Linked DNA regions of Homo sapiens: region 2 is linked to region 1. A link is an interaction called in ENCODE POLR2A ChIA-PET data of the cell type or tissue named here. Cell type or tissue: endothelial cell of umbilical vein. All regions are shown on one strand. Region 1 overlaps TUBB6 (tubulin beta 6 class V). Region 2 overlaps AFG3L2 (AFG3 like matrix AAA peptidase subunit 2).

The links. Peaks named below come from ENCODE experiments on the same cell type or tissue, not always from the same donor. Only the 100,000 strongest peaks of a DNase experiment are listed, where the experiment ranks them.
Region 2: POLR2A ChIA-PET joins it to region 1 with 11 read pairs; 17 of 35 experiments call an interaction of 5 or more read pairs at or near these places.

What each region holds. Positions count from the first base shown.
Region 1 is chr18:12,308,404-12,310,903 of GRCh38, reverse strand. TUBB6 (tubulin beta 6 class V) reads right to left here. Exons shown (of 4, transcript NM_032525.3): 2 at 2,109-2,217. Among named protein-coding and RNA genes, the nearest start is that of TUBB6, 1.4 kb to the right of the region's middle. RefSeq lists silencers at 2,128-2,477, 2,498-2,500. In endothelial cell of umbilical vein, no CTCF peak of the experiment used is centred here; DNase peaks (open chromatin) are centred at 993 and 2,023; H3K4me3 peaks cover 1,799 bases; H3K27ac peaks cover 2,393 bases.
Region 2 is chr18:12,367,758-12,370,257 of GRCh38, reverse strand. All of the region lies in intron 3 of AFG3L2 (AFG3 like matrix AAA peptidase subunit 2), which reads left to right. Among named protein-coding and RNA genes, the nearest start is that of AFG3L2, 8.2 kb to the left of the region's middle. In endothelial cell of umbilical vein, no CTCF peak of the experiment used is centred here; no DNase peak of the experiment used is centred here.

The sequences.
Region 1 (2,500 bases):
GTTTCTAAAGTAATTGACTTCCCCGTTTCAAGTCCCACCAGTTCTAGCTGCCTGGAATGGATCAACCAGGGTCTTTTCAGAAAGGGTACAGGAACTTTCTTAGAATCACAGAATTGGCTGGGCGCACTGGCTCATCCCTGTAATCTCAGCACATTGGGAGGCTGAGGTGGGCAGATCGCTTGAGCCCAGGAGTTCAAGACCAGCCTGGGCAACAGAGCAAAACCCTGTTTCTAAAAACAAACAAACAAAAAACCAAGAAAATTAGCTAAGTGTGGTAGTGTGCACCTCTAGTCCTAGCTACTCTGGAAGCTGAGGTGGCAGGATCATCTGAACCCAGGAGGTCAAGACTGCAGTGAGCCATGGTTATGCCACTGTACTCCAGAGTGAGACCTTGTCTTTTTTTTTTTTTTTTTGCGATGGAGTCTCGCTCTGTTGCCCAGGCTGGAATGCAGTGGTGTGATCTCGGCTCACTGCAAGCTCCGCCTCCTGGGTTCATGCCATTCTCCTGCCTCAGCCTCCCAAGTAGCTGGGACCACAGGTGCCCACCACCACGCCCGGCTAATTTTTTTTGTATTTTCAGTAGAGATGGGGTTTCACCGTGTTAGCCAGGATGGTCTCGATCTCCTGACCTTGTGATCTGCCCACCTCGGCCTCCCAAAGTGCTGGGATTACAGGGGTGAGCCACCGTGCCTGGCCGAAACCCTGTCTCTTAAAAAAAAGAAAGAAAAAAAATCCTAGAACCTTAACACTGGAATGAGGAACGAGTCCAGGCATGACCTGGCAGAGGAGGTTCCAGGAAGAGGCAGGATGAGAAATCAAGTCCCCTGACTTCCTGCCTACTGTATTTTCCAGCTCACCCTGACACCTCTTTCCTGTTAGGAAGTTTTACAACTTTAGCTCCATGGAAATAAACTAGGTATTTACAGCAAATTGCCAGGTTTGGATGAAATTCTCTGCTTTGTGACACCTCCCCCATGCATACACATACATGTGCCCATGTGCAGTCTGAGAACCTTGTTACCCGGAGCACGCCACTGGCTGTTTCCCCAGAGTCACTCTCATTTTGAGTCAGAGTGTTCTTGTGTGGAAATTTCATGCCAATTGGGCTAGAACTTGTTCCCGGTGAGGACACGGTTAATATGATTCCAGATAGGACCTGCTCTTCAACTCCTGTCCTGCAGTGCACTCGCCAAGATCGAAAATGGATGTACCCAAGCTGGGTGAGGGATTAACATGAAGTGCAGTGTATACTGGAACTATCCTTAGTGTCCTCTAGAAATTTCATCTTCCATGCCCTGATGTTCCCAGCCTTTTGTCATTGCTGCGTAAATGAATAAAACTCCACTCGTTGCTGAGAACTGCCTGGAGTTTCAGCTTCCAGGGAGGTTAAAGTCTTTTTAGAGGTCTGCAAGGGACCAGAAAAGTCACTTAAGAGAGCGTTTCTCAAATTTTTAGCCAAGAATCCCCAATAAGAGATACGTTTTAAACTGGGGGGGGGGGGGGGGAAGCTTTGTTTTTCCCAAGGATCCTTGAGAAACGCTCTAATTTATTCTAACAGGGTCTCGCTCTGTCACCCAGGCTGGAGTGCAGTGGCGCGATCACAGCTCACTGCAGCCTCGACCTCCTGAGCTCAAGCCCTCAGTTAACTGGTACTACAGGGGTGGGCCACCAAGCCCGGCTAATTTTAAAATTGTTGTAGAGATCGGGGCGGGAGGGGGGCGGGGGGTGGTCTCCTATGCTGCCCAGGCTGGTCCTGAACTCCTGGCCCCAAATGATCCTCCAGTCTCGGCCTCCCAAAGCGCTGGGATTAGAGGCTTGAGCCACCGCGCCCGGCTAGACAGAGAAGGCTGGGCAGGAACCGCTACGTTGATTTCACAACGCTAACGGGTGGTCCCGTTCAAGCGCTCAGACCCTCAGGATAGGCTGAATCGAGCTGTTTGAATAAACTGACGGCGGATTTCCCGCCCCGGAGGAGCGAAGGGAGTGGCCGGGCATCCTGCTACACCCCGAGAGAACTTTTCCCGAAGCAAACTCGCCGCGCTAAGAGGCGGCGCCGGAGCGTCCACGCGGGTCCCGGCCGGGCAGGGCGCGGCGGCCTTGCTACTCACACGATGACTCATTGTAGTAGACGTTGATTCTCTCCAGCTGCAGCGCCGAGTCTCCCACGTAGCCTCCGGCCGGGTCGATGCCGTGCTCATCGCTGATCACTTCCCAAAACTTGGGCAGGGCAAGGCGGGGGGACAGACGCTCAGAACCCAGAGCCCGGGACGCCGCCACCCGCGCCCACCCCAGGCGCCCCGGCGGCCGAATTCCAGGCGCGCCTGAGCCGCCGGCAGCCGCTCCCAGTTGGGATGGGGGTGGGGAGCGAAGAGTAGAAGGTCCCCGGCCGGCCACGCCCCGGGCGCTCCCTCCCTGCGGCCCTCGCGGGTCCGCACCGGGCTCCGAGGACCCAGGGGCGCACAGCGGGTGCGCGCCCCGGCGGGGGTCGCGCCGGGAGACC
Region 2 (2,500 bases), 59 kb before region 1:
AAAAATCGTAGAAATCTAATACATGCAATTTATTTGATACATATTGTGTTTAGGGCAGTGTTTTAAAAATTGCTCCTCAGAGCATTACCTCACCTTAGGGATTCGGAGAGACTTTTTTAGAGCACGGTGGCTGGGGGACTGAGTGGGCCTCCTGTGCCCATTTTGACTGACTTCCTTGCTTTTTTTTTTTTTTTTTTTTTTTTGAGACAGAGTCTAGCTCTGTCGTCCAGGCTGGAGTGCAGTGGCATGATCTTGGCTCACTGCAAGCTCCGCCTCTTGGGTTCGCACCATTCTCCTGCCTCAGCCTCCTGAGTAGCTGGGACTAAAGGCGCACGCCTGGCTAATTTTTTTTTTTTTGTATTTTTAGTAGAGACGGGGTTTCGCTGTGTTAGCCAGGATGGTCTCCATCTCCTGACCTTGTGATCCGCCTGCCTCGGCCTCCCAAAGTGCTGGGATTACAGGCGTGAGCCACCATGCCCGGCCCATCCTTGCTTTTTTAGGGAAATGTAAAGAAAACTGTAATTCAGTTTCTTTTTTTTTTTTTTTGAGGAGGGGTCTCTGTCGCCCAGGCTGGAGTGCAGTGGCACGATCTCACTGCAACCTCTGCCTCTTGGGTTCAGGTGATTCTCCTGCCTCAGCCTCCACAGTAGCTGGGATTATAGGCATGCGCCACCATGCCTAGCTAATTTTTAAGAGATGAGGTTTCACCATGTTGGCCAAGCTGGTCTTGAACTCCTGACCTCATGTGATCCACCCGCCTCTGCCTCCCAAAGTGCTAGGATTACAGGCGTGACCACTGCACCTGGCCTCGAGGAGTCCACGTTTTTAAATGTACTTGTCATCTAGTTGGACAGACAAATATATGCCCAAAGAATGCAAAGGAGTAAGAGCCAGGGGACATGGGGAGGGAGAAGCACTGGTGTGGGCTGGTGACAGCCCCGGGGCTCTAGATTGGAGCAGTACCTACAGTTCTCCCAGTGCATGCTAGGTGGTCTTTGAGTCTTGGTGTGGGGGCCGAGTAATGATAACCCATGCAAGCTTTTGGGTTGCTTTTGTGTGGACATTCCTTTCTCCCTGAGTGGTTTGGAGTGTTGCACAGCTTTAGTGGTGTGCTTACTGCGTGTTTTTTAGTCCTGGGCCTCATTCTGGGGGCTGAGGCTTGTGCATATCATACCTGTCTCAGACTCCACTCGAGACAGAGGTGCAGAAGCCCCTCGTATGCAGCATAGCGGAGTGAATGTGTCATGAAGCCACATGTTACATAGCCACTGAGGATGACCGGGTGCCTGTAGCCTCCCATCCTGCTACACTAGAGGGGTTGCTTCATGGTCACTGAAGACATTAGAAGTGTATTCGGTCCGGGTGCGGTGGCTCAACGCCTGTAATCCCAGCACTTTGGGAGGCCGAAACGGGTGCATCAGCTGAGGTCAGGAGTTGAAGACCAGCCTGGCCAACATGATGAAACCCTATCTCTACTAAAAATACAAAAATTAGCCGGGCATGGTGGCGTGCTCCTGTAATCCCAACTACTTGGGAGGCTGAGGCATGAGAATCGCTTGAACCTGGAAGGCAGAGGTTGCAGTGAGCTGAGATCACGCCATTGTACTCCAGCCTGGGAGGCAGAGGTTGCAGTGAGCTGAGATCACGCCATTGTACTCCACTCTGGGAGACAGAGTGAAACTCCGTCTAAAACAACAACAAGGACTGATTTACAGTTTTCCTTACATACATTTCCCTACAAAGCAAAGATGCCAGCTGAATACCAACTGTGGGTGTGTTTTTTTAGCCATTTGTCAAAACCATGGGCTTTCCTGCACAAGAAAGTGTTAACAATGTATACTTTGTGGGAGTGGGAAAGGGAGTACTTACTTTTGTTTTGTTTTGTTGTTGCTGTTGTTTTTGAGATAAGGTCTTCCTGTTGCCCAGGCTGGAGTGCAGTGGTACAATCACAGCTCACTACAGGCTCAAACTCTAGGACTCAAGCGATTCTCCTGCCTCAGCCTCCTGTGTAGCTGGGACCACAGGTGCACACTACGATGCCTGGCTAATTTTTATTTTATTTTTTTATTTTTTATTTTTTATTTTTTTTTGAGACGGAGTTTCACGCTTGTTGCCCAGGCTGGAGTGCAATGGCGTGATCTTGGCTCACCACAACTTCCGCCTCCCAGGTTGAAGCGATTCTCCTGCCTCAGCCTCCCTAGTAGCTGGGATTACAGGCATGCGCCACCATGCCCAGCTAATTTTGTATTTTTAGTAGAGACAGGGTTTCTCCATGTTGAACAGGCTGGTCTCAAACTCCCGACCTCAGGTGATCGCCCACCTTGGCCTCCCAAAGTGCTGGGATTACAGGCGTGAACCACCGCGCCCGGCCAGAGGCAGGGTCTTGCTTTGTTGCTCAGTCTGGTCTTGAACTCCTGGGCTCAAGGGATTCTCCTGCTTTGGCCCCCCGAAATTCTGGTATTACAGGCATGAGCCACCGTGCGTGGCCAGAACACACTTT